2 separate regions of the Homo sapiens genome follow, and region 1 is linked to region 2. A link is an interaction called in ENCODE POLR2A ChIA-PET data of the cell type or tissue named here. Cell type or tissue: endothelial cell of umbilical vein. All regions are shown on one strand. Links, peaks and the distances in the headings refer to the core of each region. The heading gives the core; the rest is flanking DNA. Region 1 has its middle 31 kb from the start of RBBP6. Region 2 has its middle 59 kb from the start of LINC01567.

What was found. ChIA-PET counts read pairs that join two places held together with the same protein. Peaks named below come from ENCODE experiments on the same cell type or tissue, not always from the same donor. Only the 100,000 strongest peaks of a DNase experiment are listed, where the experiment ranks them.
Region 1: POLR2A ChIA-PET joins it to region 2 with 6 read pairs; 3 of 35 experiments call an interaction of 5 or more read pairs at or near these places.

Annotation. Positions count from the first base shown.
Region 1 is chr16:24,503,116-24,513,232 of GRCh38, reverse strand. No RefSeq gene overlaps it. Among named protein-coding and RNA genes, the nearest start is that of RBBP6, 31 kb to the left of the region's middle. In endothelial cell of umbilical vein, for the core only: no CTCF peak of the experiment used is centred there; a DNase peak (open chromatin) is centred at 4,392.
Region 2 is chr16:24,607,016-24,617,132 of GRCh38, reverse strand. It overlaps the pseudogene LOC107984829 and a transcript of TNRC6A not described here. Among named protein-coding and RNA genes, the nearest start is that of LINC01567, 59 kb to the left of the region's middle. In endothelial cell of umbilical vein, for the core only: no CTCF peak of the experiment used is centred there; no DNase peak of the experiment used is centred there.

The DNA.
Region 1 (10,117 bases), core at 3,182-5,681, 100 kb after region 2:
GACATGGCGTCATCAATATAGTGGACCTGAGGGATGTTCTGTGGGAGGCCCAGAAGATCAAGGCCCCTTGGGACTATGTTGTGACAGACAGCAGGAGAGTTACTATAGCTCTGGGCTAGACCTCAAATGTGTACAACTGTCTGTCCCAAGTGAATTGAACTGCTCGAGACTCGCCTATCTGATGGGGATTGAAAAGAACTCATCTGACTGGGCACAGTGGCTCATGCCTATAATCCTAGCACTTTTGGAGGCTGAGGTGGGAAGATTGCTTGAGGGCAAGAGAGTGAGACCAGCCTGGGCAACATGGCAAGACCCCATCTCTACAAAATAAAATAAAATAAAAAGATGAGCCACACGTGGTGGTGTGTGCCTGTAGTCCCAGCTACTCAGGAGGCAAAGGTGGGAGGATCACTTGAGCCTGGGAGGTTGAGGCTGCAGTGAGTCGTGATCATGCCACTGTACTCCAGCCTTGCTGACAAAGCCAGACCTTGTCTCAAAAAAGAATTTAAAAAAAGAATAGAACTCATCTGCCAGATCAACAGCTGCTTGTTCAGTTCAGGGGCTGTGTTGATTTGCCCTGGTGAAGATTTCCAAAGAGCAAGAGGCAGATGCTGAAGATTTTGATTAGGGGAGTGATATAATTACATTTGCATTGTAAAGGGCCACTTGGGATTCTGTGTGGGGAAGTGATTGGAGAAGAGGGCAAGAATAGATGCAGTAAGACCTTATATTTTATGTTCTTCACAAATTTGCACCCAGCTAGCTTGGCTGGCAGAGCATGAGGCTCTGAAAACACACACACAGACACACACACACAGACACACACATGTGTGCATTTGGAGTTGTTGGTCTGGTGGGCTTAGCTCTATTCACTAAGGTGAGGGAATAGGAGCTAGGATTGATCTGATGCATCTGTTAAGGTGAATAACATGAGCTGTTGTAATGAGAGGTCTCCCCAAAGCTCAGTGTTCTACACAATAAAAATGTATTTCTTACAACGTAATAGAAGGCAGGTCATTCAGGGACCACTGCTATGAACTGAATTGTGCTCTCCTCGCCCCAATTCATATGTTGAAGCCCTGACCCCCAGTGTGATGGAATTTAGAGATGGGGCCTTTGGGAGCTAATTAGATTTAGAGGAAGTCACCATGGTAGCGCCTTTATGATGGGAGTAGTGTTCTCATAAGAAAAGACGCTAGAGCAGGCACCAGGGCTCTCTCTCTGTCTGCCAATGTGAGAACACAGTGAGAAGGTGGCTGTCAGCCAGCCAGGAAGAGGGCCCTCCCCAGAACCTGACATGCTGACTCCCTGATCTCATACTTTCTTTCTTTCTTTTTTTGAGACAGAATCTCACTCTGTCACCCAGGCTGGAGTGCAGTGGTGCCATCTTGGCTCACTGCAGCCTCTGCCTCCTGGGTTCAAGCGATTCTCCTGCTTCGGTCTTCTGAGTAGCTGGGATTACAGGCACCTATCACCATGCAGACTAATTTTTGTGTTTTTAATTAGAGAAAAGGTCTCACCATGTTGGCCAGGCTGGTCTCGAAATCCTGACCTCAGGTGATCCACCCACCTCAGCCTCCCAAAGTGCTGAGATTATAGGCGTGAGCCACCGTGTCCTGATCTCATACTTTCAACTTCCAGGACTGTGAGAAAATAAATCTCTGTTGTTGAAGCCACCTAGTTGATGGTGTTTTGTTATGGCGGCCTGAGTTGACTAGTACAGATCCCATTTAGGATCTTGAATTTTTCTAATCAACTGGGAGATGGGGAAAAACAATGGAAGACAGCATGTAGGAGGTTTCACTGGGCCAGTCTTGGAAGTGGTGCCTTGCTTATGCTCAGTTTATTGGCCAGACTCAGTCACATGACTACTCCTAACTGCAAGGGAGGCTGGGAAATATAGTCCAGTTTTGTGCTCAGGAGGAAGAAGAAATGGGCTGGGTAAGAACCTGAAGAATCTCTGCCACAACTTGAGAACCAGGAAACAAAACACAGTAGTGCTAAACATAACTTGTCAGGTCCCAGTAGCCCCATGGAGCCAGGCTATCTTCCAATGGAAGGAGGAATTGTCTGAGTTATTATAAATGTCTTGTTTACCAACATCTTGTCTTTACCAACAAGACCATACTAATGTCTTGTTTCCCATCAAAAGGCGGCCATCTCTGCCAGGTCACTCAGGCAGGTGGAGCAGGTCACTGGGGAATCCAGGAGGTGATATTTGGAGACCCTGGCAGGAAGGTAGATGGGTAAATAGGTTATCAGAAGTGATATGGCCCCAGGCATCCAGGCTGGGGTCCAAGGGTGAGATTCTGATCCCTGAGTTACAGAGAGGGAATATTAAACTAGGCAAGATTCTAGGTGTATGCAGGTGGTCCAGCCTGGAATTTAGGCAGAGAGAGGAGAGAAAAGTCCAACTTTAAAAGTAATGGCAAAAACTGCAACTACTTTTGCAGCAACCTATTAAATCTGAAGTCTAAGGTCAGGAGTTGACTAGAAGCCTGGATTCCTGGATGCAGAGCCTCACACTGTTGGGTTCAGAACTCTTGATCTCCACCTGTCTAAAGCTATCTAAAGTCTTTATTGGTCTCTCAAATGGAGTGGGATAATAGTGGACACTTGTTATTTTTCCTTGAGCAGCACCTGTTTTCATTTTTTTTCTGCTTTAAGAACTTTTTTTTTTTCTTTGAAGAGCTACTCCTCACTGACTCTCAGTCCATGCAGCTTTAGCGGTGCTGAGCACAGTCCCCTGGTTCCAGGGTTAGGAGTAGGACCCAATCCTGGCCAGTCAGAGTCACTGCCATGGTTCATGGATGGACCCATGACTCCGCTGGAACCCATAAGAGTCAAGCGTGTCATGAGAGAATGTGAACCAGAAGAAGAAGAGTAGTCTTCTAAAAAAATAAACAAAACATAATTTATATACAGTTGACCCTTGGACAACATGAAGGTTTGGGGCACCAACCCTCCATGCAGTTGAAAATGCAAATGTTATCTTATGACTTCCCCAAAACTTAACTATTAATACTAATAGCCCACTGTTGACTGGAAATCTTATCAATAACATAGGCAGTTGATGAATACGTATTTTGTATGGTAAATATATCATATACTATATTTTTACAATATAGTAAGCCAGAGAAAATATTAAGAAAATATTAAGAAAGACACATCTCTTGGTGGTCATAGTGGTCGACTCTCTAAAATTCATTACCCCCAGATAATTATCTTAAGTTAATCATAATAATCCATTTTCTTGGCAGTGACTAGTTCAAGGGTGGACAAGTTAAAATCAATTTGGGCCAAGAGGTGCAAGGAAAGTCTTGCTAGGAGCTTCTGAAAAGGATGCTTTAATACATTTAAGCCAGATCGAGGATGAAGCCAGTGCTGTGAATGGGCAGAGTAAAGAGACAGAATAAAGATTCATCTTGGTGCAGATGAATCAACTGAGCTGAAAGCTCAGCCCACCTCTGGACTCTGTCTCTGGGTGCTGTCTGTCTTGTTGAGTCAGCTTTTTGGTTATGAGTCTCCAAAAGGCATCTTAACTGGTAGAGGTATCCATGGGATGTAGACCTGGGGCTGCTTGGGGTCATCTGTGCCACTTCATAGCGACAGCCTGCCTTCCATAGAAGCCAGCACAGAAAAACTGAACTAAGGGGTTTAAAAGGACACATTCCCAAAGCTACTTTTTTGGACACCCAATCCAGTAGTGCCTGGCATATTCAGTAACTTGAGCCTATAAACCCACCCTCTCTATTTTTAAGCCAATTTGTACTGAGGTTCTGCAACTTGGAACCAAGGAGTCCTGATTTTCTTTTTCTTTGTCTTTTTCTCCTTCCCTTCCTTCCCTTTCTTCCCTTCCCTTTCTTCCCTTCTTTTTCTTTCCCTCTTTCTTTCTTTCTTTCTTTCTTTCTTTCTTTCTCTTTCTTTCTTTCTTTCTTTCTTTCTTTCTTTCTTTCTTTCTTTCTTTCTTTCTTTCTTTCTTTTTTTCTCTCTCTCTTTCTCTCTCTCTCTCTTTCTTTCTTTCTTCTTTTCTGAGATGGAGTTTTGCTCTGTCACCCAGGTTGGAGTGCAATGGCACAATCTCAGCTCACTTCAACCTCTGCCTCCTGGGTTCAAGCAATTCCCCTGCCTCAGCCTCCTGAATAGCTGGGACCACAGAAACATGCCACCATGCCTGGCTAATTTTTGTATTTTTAGTAGAGATGGGATTTCACCGTGTTGGCCAGGCTGTTCTCAAACTCCTGACCTCAGGTGAACTGCCTGCCTCAGCCTTCTAAAGTGCTGGGATTACAGGCGTGAGCCACTGCACTGGGCCCAAAGAGTCCTGACTCATAAGCTTGAGCTGGAATGTGAGACAGTGAAATTGCTCCCGCTCTGGGATGGAAAGAGTAGCTAAAACAGGAAACCAAGCAGGCTGTAATGGAAATGCTCTGACTTGACTTGGCAATTTGTTGGCACATACAATTGGTAGAAAAATCACTTAAAGATCTGCTGTTGAAACAAACTAGAGTTGGCTCAGAGCCAGGTACCATAACATAAGAATCAGGTAGGCTGAGCATTGTGGCATATGCCTGTAATCCCAGCACTTCGAGAGGCCAAGGCAGGAGGATCACTTGAGGCCAGGAGTTCAAGACCAGCCTGGGCAACATCGTGAGGCCCTGTCTCTACAAAAAATAATTTAAATAAGTTAGTGAGGCATGGTGGTGCACAAATGTAGTCTCAGCTACTTGGGAAGCTGAGGTGGGAGAATCACTTGAGCCCAGGAGGTCAAGGTTGCAGTGAGCTACAATTGGGCCACTGCACTCCAGCCTGGGTGATAGGGCAAGATCCTATTTCAAAAAAAAAGAATCTGATGGACTTAGGGGGTTTATGGGGTGGCATAGCAAGACAGTCAGTGCCCCACCCAAATCCTCACGCACTCACTGTCCCTTTTCATGCTGACTGCATCCTGCTGTGAGCAGCTGCATCTGTCAGCCCGAATACTTTCTCTTAGACTGTGAGTGCTGGGGAGCTAATGTCCTGGAAGCAGCCATTGACAACACAGATGGGCAATGAAAGATAAACACCCCACTCCTTGTTCCTCAGCAGGGAAGGATCACCCTGAGAGTGTTTATTTTATTTTTATTTATTTATTTTTTAGACAAGGTCTTTCTCTGTGGCCCAGGCTGGAGTACGGTGGTGCAATCACAGCTCATTGCAATCTTGACCTCCTGGGCTCAAGCGATCCTCCCACCTCAGCCTCTAGAGTAGACGGGACTACAGGTGAGTGCCACTGCACTAGCCTTATTTCTTCATTTTCTTTTGGTAGAGATGAGGGCTCTCTATGTTGCCCAAGCTAGACTTGAACTCCTGGACTCAAGGGATCCGCCCGTTTAGGCTTCCCCAAGTGCTGGGATTACAAGCGTGAGCCATCACACTTAGCTTGAGAGTGTTTTTTTTTTTTTTTCTTGAGACAGAGTCCCGCACTGTTGCCCTGGCTGGAGTGCAATGGTGCAATCTCTGCTCACTGCAACCTCTGTCTCCCAGGTTCAAGTGAGTCTCCTGCCTCAGCCTCCTGAGTAGCTGGGACTACAGGCACACGCCACCACGCCTGGCTAAATTTTCGTATTTTTAGTAGAGATGGGGTTTCACTATGTTGACCAGGCTGGTCTCAAACTCCTGACCTTGTGATCCGCCCGCCTCGGCCTCCCAAAGTCCTGGGATTACAGGCATGAGAGAGTGTCCTAAACTGTCTCAGATGTACCCAGTGGGATCAGCCCCGGTTCCCCACAGCAGTAACCTACTTAGTCAAATGCCCTTTCATTGTGTCTTTCCCTCCCGTCTTACTTCCTGTTAGGGACTGAACTGTGTGCTCCCCTCCCAATTCACATGTTGAAGTCTCAACCCCCAGTGCTTCAGAACGTGACTGCATTTGGAAATAGGGCTTTTCAAGAGGTTAATAAGCTAAAATGAGGCTGTAAGGGTGGGCCCTAATCCAATCCGACGGTTGTACTTAACAGAGGAGATTAGGACACCGAGAGACACCAGGCATCTGCTGCACAGACAGACAACCATGTGAAAAGGCAGCAGGAGGTCAGCCACCTGCAGCCAAGGAGAGAGGCCTCTGAGGAAACCAACCCTGCCAGCACTTTGATCTTGAACTTCCAGCCTCCAGAACTGTGAGAAAGTATATTCCTGTTGTTTAAGCCACCCAGTCTATGGCATTTTGTTTTGGCAGCTTTAGCAGACTAATATACTTCCCCATTCCCCCACAGTGCTTCCTGGGGTCAATTCTCAGATAAATGATTTGCACTTTAATCCTTATCTCAGGGGCCAGGTGGGAGGGGGCTCACGCCTGTAATCCCAGCACTTTGGGAAGCCGAGGTGGGCAGATCACCTGAGGTCAGGAGTTCAAGAGCAGCCTGACCAACATAGTGAAACATCGTCTCCACTAACTTTACAAAATGTAGCTGGGTGGGGCGGCACATTGCTGTAGTCCCAGCTACTCAGGAGGCTGAGGCAGGAGAATCCCTTGAACCCGGGAGGTGGAGGTTGCAGTGAACTGAGATCGTGCCACTGCACTACAGCCTGGGTGACAGAGTGACTTCGTCTAAAAAAAAAAAAATTATCTCAGGAAACCAACTCGCAGACCAACAACGCATATGTAAGTACATGGAACCACATGGAACTTTGTAGATCAAACAACAGTGCCCAGAAGTCAGGGACAAAGTATTATAGTGCAGTGGTTAAAAGTGTGAGATTGCGTGGTGATTTGTGCCTATAGTTCCAGCTACGTGAGAGGCTGAGACAGGAGGATTGGTTGAGGCCAAGAGTCTGAGGCTGCAGTGAGCTATGATTGTGCCACTGCACTCTAGTCTCGGCAACAGAGCAAGATCCCGTCCTTAAGATAAAAATTAAGGGAAAAGAAAAGAGGGCTCAGTGACTCATGCCTGTGATCCTAGCACTTTGGAAGGCCAAGATGGGAGGGTTGTTTGAGCCCAGGAGTTCAAGATCAGCCTGGGCAACACAGTGAAACCCCATCTTTACAAAACATTTTTAAAAAATGAAAAATAAAAAAAATTAGCCAGGCGTGGTGTGCGCCTATAGTCTCAACTTCTTGGAAGGCTGAGGTGGGTGGATTGCTTGAGCCTGGGAGATTGAGGCTGCAGTGAGTCATAATCGTGCCACTGCACTCCAGCTTGGGTGACAGAGCAAGACCTTGTCTCATTAAAAAAAAAAAAAAAAGAAAAGAAAAGGGAAAAAAAGGTGAAATTTGGAGTCAGGCAGAACTGGACTCAGGCTCTGGATCTGTGGATAGAGTAAAAGAAAATTAAGCCCTAGTATCCCCATCTTTGCTGAATTTCTAGTCCAGGTAAGAAGACCAGGCCAGGTGCAGTGGCTCACAACTGTAATCCCAGTACTTTGGGACACCTGAGGCAGGTGGATCACTTGAGGTCAGGAGATTGAGACCAGCCTGGCCAACATGGTGAAATCCCGTCTAATAAAAATTAGCCAGGCATGGTGGTGGGTGCCTGTAGTCTCAGCTACTTGGGAGGCTGAGGCACGAGAATCGCTTGAACCCAGGAGACAGAGGTTGCAGTGAGCTGAGATCACACCACAGCACTCCAGCTTGGGTGACACAGCAAGAGTCTGTCTCAAAAAAACCAAAAACACAAACAAAAAAACAACAACAAGCAAATAAACCAAAAACTAGCCACCCAGAAAATCAGCTGGCATTCCTAGTGTCATAGCAAAAAGATCATTTGCCTGGGCAACGGGGACCTCAGTTCTGGTAGCAACTGATTAATCTCCAAGCCTTTTGCGGGCAGGGTAGGGATCTTGTGTGTTTTGCTTTCCATTTATTTCCAGTGTCCAGCACTATGCTGAAGACTGAGTGATAAATTAGCATTGAATGAAGGACGGAGTATGACTTTGGGCTAGGCTGTTGAGCACTGCAGCTTCTAGGTGTAAGAAGTGGGTGTAATAACCTTTGTCACAGGATGTGTGTGTTGTTTCAATGATGTAAGGGAAGGGCTTTATCCACTGGGTCACCTGTCTGGATGCAACGTGATGGTTTTCTCCAGCCAGGCGCTGTGCCTTGTGGATAAACAAGAAGGCTCTGAGGCCAGACAGGCTTGGGAGACCCCAACCCTGCCACTTACAATCTGTGTGGACTTCAATGAGGTGCTTAAATTCAACATCTAGTAAGCTGTCAATAACAGCTACTCAATAAAGCGTCCTGCCAGGGCGGGGACTTCGCTTTGCCACATTTGAGCATCTCCCGCCAGCTTTGTACTGTTTTCTGTTTGCCCACTAGAGGTCAGGCTAACCCCAAAGTTCAAAGCTCCTAAACCCAGCCCAAAACACCATTTCTAAAGTGTCCAGGCAGGGCGCGGTGGCTCACGCCTGTAATCTCTGCACTTTGGGAAGCTGAGGCGGGAAGATCACTGGAGCCCAGGAGTTCCAGACCAGCCTGAGCAACAAAGTGAGAGCTCCAAAATACGAAAAAATTAGCCAGCAGTTGTGACGAGGGCCTATTGTCCCAGCTATTTGGGAGGCTAAGCTGGGAGGATTGCTTGAGCCCTGGAGGTTTAGGCTGGCTGCAGTGAGCTATGATTGTGCTGTTTCACTCCAGCCTGGGAAACAGAGCGAGACCCAGCCTGAAAAAAGTGTCGGGAGGGGAAGATGACTTAACCTGTGAAACCGCGCTGGTCATACAAACACATTTTCCAAGGTTGCTCTCTGTCCTTCTCAACCAACCCTCGGATTTTATCACTAGACTAAGAGAATGGAGATTTGTATGGAGGGCAAATTTATTGAGTTACTTCTGAGAAATCATCAGGGAACAAAGGACACAAAAGAAAGCGAAAGCTGGAGGTAATAATAACAATTTCCGAGTATTGACGATGTATTGGGAACTTAAATAATTTTACACTTATTAACTGATTTCATGATTGTAACACTCTATGGGGTAGGTATAGTTTCATGTTACAGATGAAAAGCCGGCACGGAGATGTAGCACTGGGCTCTTAATCACAGTGTGATGCTGAGATTGGCAAGAGCCTGACTGCCATTAGGAACCAGCTGATATATTTCAGGCCTGGGATCTATGAAATACAAAAGGCTTTGAGCATTTCCCAGGTGCAGATATTTTTGTTGTTGTTGTTTGTTGTTTTGAGATGGAGTCTTGCTCTGTTGCCCAGGCTGGAGTGCAGTGGGGTGCTCTTGACTCACTGTAACCTCCACCTCCTGGGTTCAGGTGATTCTCCTGCCTCAGCCTCCTTAGTAGCTAGGACTGTAGGTAGGTGCAACCATGCCCGGCTAATTTTTGTGTTTTTAGTAGAGACAAGATTTTGCCACGTTGGACACACTGGTCTTGAAGTCCTGCCCTCAGGTGATCTGCCTGCCTCGGCCTCCCAAAGTGCTGAGATTACAGGTGTGAGCCACCGTGCCCGGCCCCCAGGTGCGGATGTTTTTGGTCTTTGAGACACATCTTTTGGGTTCGTTGAACCAGGGAGAAAACTCTCCACCTCCCTCCTTCATTTATCTCTGTCTGTGGCTCTTTGGGGGTCACACAGACATGGGTTCAAATCTTGGCACTGCTGTTTGCCAGCCGTGTGGCCTGGGTAAGTATGTACTTTGCTGAGCCTCAGTTTCTTCTACTGTAAAATGTAGAATTTTTCTCACAGGCCACTCTCCAATCTCTCTGACTCCTCTTCTGTCTCCTCTGGAATGTGAGTTCCTGGAGGAAAGTTTCCTTCTTGGCCAGGCATAGTGGCTCACGCCTGTCATCCTATCACTTTGGGAGGCTGAGGTGGAGGATCACTTGAGCCCAGGAGTTCGAGACCAGCCTGGGCAACATAGTGAAGCCCTGTATCTGCAAAAATTAAAAAATTAGCCATATGAGGTGGCATGCATGTGTAGTCCCAGCTACTCAGGAGGCTGAGGCAGGAGGCTGACTGAGCCCAGGAGTTTAAGCCTGCAGTAAGTTATGATTGTATCGCTGCACTCCAGCCTGGGAGACTCTGTCTGGAAAGAAAAAGAAAGAAGGAAGGAAGGAAGGAAGGAAGGAAAGAAAGGAGGGAGGGAGGGAGGGAGGGAGGGAAGGAGGGAAGGAAGGAAGGAAGGAATTTCTAAT
Region 2 (10,117 bases), core at 2,967-5,466:
AAAAAAAAAAAAGATGCTCAAAAAAACTAATAGATAAATCTATAATTACAGTTAAAGATTTTGGCACATTTCTCTCTCTTACTGAGAAAACAAGCGCACACACAAAAGATCAAGAAGGTTACAGAAGACTTGCACAATATGATTAACAAGTTTGGCCTAACATATATAAAATTTTATACCCAACAATTGCAGAATACACATTTTGTTTTTTTGAGGTGGAGTCTCACTCTGTGGCCCAGGCTGGAGTGCAATGGCATGATCTCGGCTCACTGCAACCTCTGCCATCAGGGTTCAAGCGGTTCTCCTGCCTCAGGCTCCTGAGTAGCATGCACTACCATGTCCAGCTAATTTTTTGCATTTTTAGTAGAGACGGGGTTTCGCCATGTTGACCAGGCTGGTCTCGAACTCCTGACCTCAGGTGATCCACCCGCCTCTCAGCCTCCCAAAGTGCTGGGATTACAGGCATGAACCACCGCATCTGGCCATACACATTATTTTCAAGTGCATATGGAAGCTTTGCCCACACTGACCATATGCTGGGTCAAAAAGAGTCTCTTAACAAATATCAAAGAATAAAAACATATAGAGTATATTTTCTGACTGTTGTCAAGATAGAAATAACAGAATCTCATATTTTGCGTGGCTTCTGTGTTTATGAACATTAATAAATTTGTATGCCTTTTTCTCCTAAAAAATTAATAAGCAAAAGAGAACTACCTTCCCTTATGTATTTAGGAGTTAAGCAACAATACCTTTTAAACAATCTTCTTTTCTTCTTCTTCTTCTTCTTTTTTTTTTTTTTTTTTTGAGACAGCATCTCGCTGTGTCTCCCAGGCTGGAGTGCAGTGGCGCAACCTCAGCTCACTGCAACCTCTGCCTCCCGGGTTCAAGTGATTCTTGTGCCTCAGCCTCCTGAGTAGCTGGGATTACAGGTGTCCACCACCACGCCTGGCAAATTTTTGTATTTTTAGTAGAGACAGGTTTCACCATGTTGGCCAGACTCATCTAGAACTCCTGGGCTCAGGTAATCCTCCCATCTCAGTCTACTGAGTAGCTGGGACTACAGGCATGTGCCACTATGCCTGGCTAATTAAAAAGTAAATTTAGAGATAGGGTCTTGCTCCGTTGCCCAGGCTTGTTTCTAATTTCTGGCCTTAAGTAATCCTCCTGTCTTGGCCTCCTGAAGTGCTGGGATTACATTTGTGTTACCATACCTGGCTAATTAAATTAAAAAATTTAGAGCATGTAGGGGTATGTGTGTTGGGGGGTGGGTGGGTGGGTTACTTTTTATGTTGCCCAGGCTTGTCTCATACTCCTGGCCTCAAGGGATCCTCTTACCTCAGCTTCCTGAGTAGCTGGGATTACAGGCATGAGCCAGTACACCCAGCTACAACTTGAAACACATGCTCTGGGTTCTCAGTAAGCACTCTGCCCAGCAACCCTCTGCTCACTTTAGAATGTTCATTCCCCCTCTCCAAGATGATGATTTTATTCAGCGTCTCAGCAACATTCAACCCAGTTGGTCACTTTCTCCTTCCTGAAATATTCTGCCCTCTTGGCTTCATGAGCCCACACTCCGATTTCCCTCCTCTTTCCACCTCCTGCATGGATGCCTCCATTATCTGATTTCTAAATGGTGGGCAGCCTGGAGTTCTAGTCTCACTTCTCTTTGATTTCTCTCTTTACACTCTCTAAGTGATCTCAGCTGGTCTCCAAATTTACATATGAAGTCTAAACCTCTTTGAGCATATCCCACTGTCTAGGGTATATCTTTCTGGATGTCTCACGGGATCTCAAGTCTACTGGGCTCAGCACGGAATGGTTGACATCTTCCTGCCCTCTCCCCCAACAAAATACTCTTCTCCTCTCCTAGTCTTTCTTTCCATCTTAGTACATGGAATTATCAACCTGTGAGCCTTCTCTAATATGTGCCTTTCCTTCAATTACTCTATGTGATCCAGCAGCAAGACTTGTTATTTCTACCTCTTACACATTATTCTCATCTGTCCACTCCCTTTCCATCTCCCCTGCAATTAATTTATTTTAAAAATTACTTATTTATTTTTTTGAGACAGAGTCTCACTCTGTCACCCAGGCTGGAGTGCAGTGGGGAGATCTCAGCTCACTGCAACCTCCGCCTCCTGGGTTCAAGCAATTCTCTTGCCTCAGCCTCCTGAGTAGCTGACAGGTGCCGGTCACCATGCCTGGCTAATTTTTGTATTTTTAGTAGAGACGAGGTTTCACTGTGTTAGCCAGGCTGGTCGCGAACTCCTGACCTCAGTTGATCCACCTGCCTCGTTCTCCCAAAGTGCTGGGATTACAGGCGTAAGCCACCGTGCTGGTCCACTGCAATTACTTTAAATTAAATTGCCTTCCTTCTGTTTCCCAAATAAGCCCCAGGCTTCCTGCCTGGGGGCCTTTGCATGTGCTCTTGCCTTGCCTAGAACACTGAAGGCATTGAGTTCCATATGGCCCAAATTTCATTACGGGGAACAATCTCAAAAGACTCCAAGTCATTCCCAAAAAAATCCCGTGAGAAGAGATCTTATTTCACCACACCCACCTTCTAATCCATATCCAAAACAGACCCGTGCTTGTTCCAAGCAAAAAGCAAAGTCTGATAGATGATAGTTCTGAGGGTATCTCTAATCACAAAATTGGCCTCAAATTTCCTCTTGGCTTTCAGTTTCTCCCAATATTAGAGGGAGACAGTGTCCAGCTTATTAGCCTTTTGAATTCATGTAGTAGTCTGAGAAAAAGAGACACAATATTTTGTACCTCCACCCAACAAGTGGTATCTTTTTCCATCCTCTAACTCTGGGCTTGACTACGTAACTTGTCTAGGCCCACGGGGCCTCGCAAACACGATGCAAGCAAATGCTTGAACAATGCTTGTGTACTGGGGCTTCCCTTCTCTTGCTGCGTTTGGAACCCAGCTGTCATATGAAAGACTGGGCTAGCCCTCTAGCTAGGGAGACACGTGGCCTGGTCAATTTCAATTGCCCCTGCCAATCAGCAGACACCTGGGTGAGATCATCCACGAACAACCAACTCTGAACCAACCTGCCAGCAGACTATCTATACTGGCCATGAACCCAGGCCAGGACAGCAGCAGTGCCCAGATGATCCCAGCTGCCACTTCCAACTCACAGAGTTAGGAGTTATAAGTGATGGTTGTTTGAAGCCACTAAGCTTTGAGGTGGTCTGTAATGCAAGAAAAACTGATATACCTCTTGTGTTCATTTTTTCGTATTGCAAATCCAAGTATGCTCCTTCCCTACTTAAAATGCTTTAATAGGCTGGGCACAGTAGTTCATGCCTGTAGTCCCAGCACTTTGGGAAGCCAAGGCAGGCGGATCACCTGAGGTCAGGATTTTGAGACTAGCCTGGCCAACATGGCGAAACCACGTTTCTACTAAAAATACAAAAAAAAGAAAATTAGCTGGGCATGGTGGCAGACACTTGTAATCCCAGCTACTCAGGAGGCTGAGGTGGGAGAATTGCTTGAACCTGGGAGGCGGAGGTTGCAGTGACCCGAGATCGAACAACTGCACTCCAGCCTGGGCGACAGAGCAAGACTCTATCTCTAAATAAATAAGTAAATAAAATAAAATAAAATAAAATAAAATAAAATAAAATAAAATAAAATAAAATAAAATAAAATAAAATAAAATAAAATAAAATAAAATAAAATGCTTTAATAGTTGCTCATTGATCCCAGGATGAAATCCAAGTCATTAGCCAGGGCTTTGGAGCTCCACATAATCTGGATGGCCTCATCTAACACAGTCTGAAACATGCAATGTGTTTGGTCCACCAGCATTCTTGAGCCCTTGCCCTCCTCAAGGCCTTCACACACGCCACCTGGTTGACCCTTACCCCTCTCTCACACCCCAACTTAAAAATTGCATCATCAGAGAGGCCTCTTTTGACCAACTCTGTCCCCACTTTTATGCCCCCGCAACTGAAGTATGTCTTCAGTTATAGATTCCTTTTTTTTTTTTTTTTTTTTTTTTTGAGACAGAGTCTCACTCTGTCACCCAGGTTAGAGCGCAATGGTGCGATCTCGGCTCACTGCAAACTCTGCCTCCTTCCTGGGTCCAAGCAATTCTCCTGCCTCAGTCTCTGGAGTAGCTGGGACTACAGGTGTAAACTACCACTCCCGGCCTTCAGTTATATATTCTTATCATATCTTATTACCTTCCTTCTTAGCAAATGCCCCACTTTGAAACAATATATCATCTTGTGTGATGACTTAATAGCTGCCTTCCCCACTGGACTATAAACCCCATGAGAATAGAGTGTCTCTGTTTCGTTCACAAATGTAGCCCCAAACTTGCACAAACTGTCACATGGCAACTGTTGGACAGCTATTTTTTTTCTCTTTGAGACAGGGTCTCACTCTGTCACCCAGGCTGAGTGCAGTGGCGCAATCATGGCTCACTGCAGCCTCGACCTCCTGGGCTCAAGCTATCCTCCTCCTGAGTAGCTGGAACTACAAGTGCATGCCACCACACCTAGCTAATTTTTTTTTTTTTTTGTATTTTTTGTAGAGATGAGGTTTTGCCATGTTGCCCAGGCTGGTCTGGAACTCCTGGGTTCAAGCAATCCAGCCGCCTAGGCCCCACAAAGTGCTGGGATTACAGATATGAGCCACTGCGCCCAGCCTGGATAGCTTTCTTTCGAAGCTGTCTGGTGGTTAACTGTGTGGACGCTGGAGAAAACTGCTTGGGCTTAAATCCTAGCTCTATCACTTATTAGCTGAGTGCCCTTAAGCAAGTGACCTAATGAGCTGCTCCTTGCCTCAGTTTCTCCATCTTGGAAATGGAGATAGAAATAGCACCCTGTCATCGAGTCACTCGGCGGATTCTGCTCTGTCGTTGTTAAAAGTTTCTTGCCGAACAGACGTTGGTATAGCTCAGATGACAGTGAACCAAAAGCTTTTGACACAGCCACCATCTCCTTTCTCTGGGGCTACAGATACTGCCATGATTTAATTTAATTTTACTTTACTTTATTTTATTTCATTTTATTTTATTGAGATGGAGTCTTGATCTGTTGTCCAGGCTGGAGTTAAGTGGCATGATCTCGGCTCACTGCAACTTCTGCCTCCTGGGCTCAAGCGATTCTCGTGCCTCAGCCTCTCGAGTAGCTGGGATTACAGATGTGCACCACGATGCTTGGCTACTGTTTGTATTTTTAGTAGAGATGGGGTTTTCTCTATGTTGGCCAGGCTGGTCTCGAACTCCTGACCTCAGGTGATCTGCCTGCCTCAGCCTCCCAAAGTGCTGGGATTACAGGTGTGAGCCACTGTGTCCAGCCACTGCCATAATTTCACAATTCACATTTGGCTTCCCCATGGTTCAACTAATATATGTAATATATCTGCAAGACTTGTTATTTCTATCCCTTAAACATCATTCTAATCTGTCCTCTCCCTGTCCATCTCCACTGCAATTACATTGAACTAAATCGCTCACATGCTGCCTCATTCTGCAAAGGTGTGGCCTCAAACTCGGAGCCAGCTCTACGAGATGCCTCTCGATGCCCGAGCGCATCCAGCACTAGATTTTTTGCTCCTGCTTTGAGCCCTGGTTTCTCCCACAGAGAGTCAGACGTTTGGGGTCCGAGTGCCTTGTCTCCTGACTGCTGTAACTGTGCCTCCTATCACTTGATCATTCCCTTGCTGAGCTGGGGTGTGGAGCCAAGAAACCACCTCCCAGGAAACAGTTCTGATGGCCCCAAGCAATGTATCCATCTCCTTTAACACATATGTGCACGCACGTACACACAGCGGGAACTGGGCATTCTACACTGTCTTAGTGAAAAAAGAATTTTTTTTAGAAGGTACATTTCCAATCACCAAGTCCTTAGAAGCTGTTCTTTCAGGCTCTGGCCAGAAAGGACAAAAATCTAGGTATCCAGAAAAATAATTTTAAAAAGCGAGGTTAGAGGATGAGAGGAACTCCTAAGAAAAATCAGTGGGAGACAGAAAGGTATGTGAATAAAAAAGAAAATCCAGCTGGACTCAGGGGTTGATGCCTGTAATCCCAGCTCTTTCGGAGGCCAAGGCGGGGAGATCACCGGAGGTCAGGAGTTCGAAACCAGCCTGGCCAACATGGTGAAACCCCATCTCTACTAAAAATACAAAAAAATTAGACGGGTGTGGCGGTGGGCGCCTCTAATCCCAGCTATTCGGGAGGCTGAGACAGGAGAATCGCTTGAACCCGGAAGGCAGAGGTTGCAGCGAGCCGAGATTGCGCCACTGCACTCCAGCCTGGGCGACGGAGCGAGATTCTGTCATAAATAAATAAATAAATAAATCTGAGGGCAGGGGGTGGAAAGGGGGAAGGTGAGAGGTGAGAGAGGTTAGGAGGAGTAAGATAGAGAGAGGAGAGGCTCGGAATAAGATGGGCTGGGAAGGGAGAGGGAGGACAGCGAAGGAGAAGCTCCTTCCACCCCAGCAGAGCCAGCGCAGCGCTGCTCCTTAGGAAGGCTGCGTCTGTTTGGCAGGGCCCGAGAGCCGCAGCTCCCCAGAGCCGGCAGGCACTTCCCTTCCAACGGGCCCAGCGAGGGTGCCCTGCGCATGCTAATGAGGCAGTTGAGGAAAGCTTCGCAGATAATTGCTGAAAGTGTGCAGTAACTTACCAGGCTGGGAGTCAGTGGGCTGCAAAATGATGGGGCACCGCTCCTGGGGGCCCCCAGCAGAGGGGCCTGGTCTCCAGGTACCCGGCGCTCACAGGTTAGTGGCTGCAAGACGACGGGTTTTCCATTCAGTCAGGCACTGAACCCAGCGATGGGGAGAGCCAGACCAAAGGCAAAGGAGAGGAGGGGAACCTGCTTGTGTTTTTGTATTAAATTGTTTTTGAACCCACGTAGCCCTGGGAGTCACATGCCGCCTCCAACATCACCGGAGCCATCACATGATACAGGTCCCCCATCATGTGATGAGACAAATCTGCCTAACTTCAGTCCCCCACCCCCAGCCCCCGCTCACAGACTGACAGATAAAGTGCTTCTGGGGGACCCCCCGCCCCCTACCCCCAGTCAGTGACAGAGGGAGGGACGCAGATGGAGAACCCTCAGAGCCCATGCAACGCGAAGACCTTGATGAATAGTTAATATGCCTTTCTCTCTCCTCCTAAGCTATTGCGACTTGGAGCGGTGCCAGCCTCATTTGAATTCCAGCCTTTGTGAATAACTCAAGTGTCGCCGCTGTTGCTCCAGCAATTGCAGGGCGTTTGAGCTCACACCATCCCGCCTCGTTCTAGAAGCCCAACTCGGCTGCCTCCCCTCCCCACAGCTTCCAAGCCTCCTCACGGGGCAGTGGCAGTGGGGGTTGGAGGTGGGGAGACTGGAGCTGCAGAAGGGGAGACCACTCCAGCTGAACCTTCTAGTCCCTCCACCCCCCAGCTGCAGTAGGAGTCAGGTGGGGCCCCGACTGGGTATCTGATTAGGCGATTAGGCTGCCTCTGTTCTACTTAGTGATCATAGCTCTGTTCTCTCTGCAGATATTTCCCTTCTGTCTCTCTCTCTCTCTCTCTCTCTGTCTCTCTCTCTCTCTGTCTCTCTCTCTCTCTCTCTCTGTCTCTCTCTCTCATACATATGTACATCTCTCCATTTCTTCCCTTAATGAGGATACAGTTAAATCGACTGAAAAATCAGCTGGGTTTGGCGGGGTGCAGTGGCTTACACCTGTAATCCCAGCATTTTGGGAGGCCAAGGTGAGTGGATCACCTGAGGTCAGGAGTTCTAAGACCAGCCTGGCCAACATGGTGAAACCCCATCTCTACTAAAAATATAAAAAATTAGCTGGGCATGGTGGCACACACCTGTAATCGCAGCTACTTGAGAGGCTGAGGCAGGAGAATTGCTTGAACCCAGAGGTGGAGGTTGCAGAGCAAGATTCTGTCTCAAAAAAAAAAAAAATCGGTTAAGTTTGTTTCTTCCCATTGTAGTAACCTCCTTTGCTCATGTTTTCATTCACTCGATCTTTTATTAAACAAATATTTTTGTAGAGCACCTAACATGCTGCAGGTCTCGTACTAGGCACTGAGAAAGATGGAAGGGAGGGAAGACATGTTAAAGAAATGCATAAAGCCACATCTCTGTTCTTGAGGTGCCTGTCGTCTGTTAAAGGCAACAGAATCATAAACAGATCTGGCAGATGCAAAATTCCAGAGTCACACAAACTCAAGTGTGCAAAGATGTGAATCCTCTATTTGTCTAAACCTGAACTTCACTTCTACCTCCCGCCCCACTCCCCTATTCTGCCCAATATAGGAAACTGCATCTCATCACTTTCAAATAAACTCAGACACCTGGGTGACTTTTCTCTGCTTCAGATTTACAGTAAGTCAAGTTAAAGATTTTTTTTTCTTGTTGCCTTTCTTTCTTCTCCCTACTATTGATACTAAGCACTGATGCTCACTCGAATAATCAAACAAGTAAACAAATTGTGCAGACTGCTTTCCTTTGTAGATAGATAGTATGATTTGCTGGCACTCTGCAGGTGGGGGCCTTTTTGAGCAAAGAAGAATTGTGGTGTTTTTGTTTTGTTTTGTTTTGACGGAGTCTCGCTCTGTTGCCCAGGCTGGAGTGCAGTGGCACAATCTTGGCTAACTGTAATCCCAGCTACTCAGGAGGCTGAGGCAGGAGAATCTCTTGAACTCGGGAGGCAGAGGTTGCAGTGAGCTGAGATCGTGCAGCTGCACTCCAACCTGGGCAACAGAGCAAGACTCTGTCTAAAAACAAACAAACAAACTCTGCACAATTTGTTTACTTCTTTGATTATTCGAGTGAGCATCAGATCTTAGTATCAATGGTAGGGAGAAGAAAGGCAACAAGAAAAAAAAATCTTTAACTTGACTTATTGTAAATCTGAAGCAGAGAAAAGTCACCCAGGTGTCTGAGTTTATTTGAAAGTGATGAGATGAAAAAAAAAAAAAAAAAGTAGCAAAGTAGCAAAAAGTAGCAAAAGGTGGCAAGCAAAAAGGACTTCTTCCTTACAGACCTCTCTCAGCCACTGTGCCTGGCCCACCTTTTGCTCCTCTGATGTAGTCATGGGAGGCAGCCATCATGTGACGATGAGGTGAAAAATCTTCACTGACATTCTGGGGATGGCAGAGTGGAAGGACAGAAAAACATAAGTTCTCAATAGAAGTGAGTTGCCAAACTGACCCTGGGACCACCTATGTTAGAAAAATCAAGCATCTTTATGGTTGATTTTTTGTATTTCATCACTTGTGATTGGAGCTCATCCTAACTGAAACAGCACCCATGGAATTTGGCAGTTGCTCCAGTTACCAATGGTTTTTGAAGAACAGCATCTGTAAAGCTGTGGAGGTGCAAGTCTGATGATAATAGGTTAAGAAGTAATCTTAATCATGCACAGTGGTGCAAGCCCATAGTCCCAGCTACTCCAGGAGACTGAGGCAGAAGGAGCACTTGGACCCGGGAGTTCCAGATCAGCCTGGGCAGCATAGCGAGACCCTCTCTCCAAAACAAACAAACAAACAAAAAACAAAAAAGAAGTAACTGGAAACATTCCATTTCTGACAATATGGGGGACCAAATATGAAAGACAAAATAATCATAAAGAAATTCTGGATAAAATAACCAACATTCTTTTAAGTGTGTAGCTGAGCCCTCAGAAAGAAAGAAGGGAGTGCCGGGACAGAAGCAGCAGTGCGGCCGCCACCACCATGGCACTGCAGGCTGATCGACAAGGCTGCAGAAGACGTGAGGAAGCTGCCAACAAGACCAGATGAGGGGTCGGGCGCAGTGGCTTACGCCTGTAATCCCAACACTTTGGGAGGCTGAGGTGGGTGGATCATCTGAGGTCAGGAGTTCGAGCTTGGCCAACATGGCGAAACCCCGTCTCTACTGAAAATGCAAAAATTAGCCGCAGGTGGTGGCGGGCGCCTGTAATCCCAGCTACACGGGAGGCTGAGGCAGCCGAATCGCTTGAACCCGGCAGGCAGAAGTTGCAGTGAGCCGAGATCGTGCCACTGCACTCCAGCCTGGGGGACAGAGCGAGACTCCATCTCAAAAAAAAAAAAAAAAAAAAAAAAAAAAAAAAAAAAAAAGCAGATAATAAAGAACTGAAAAAACTCGA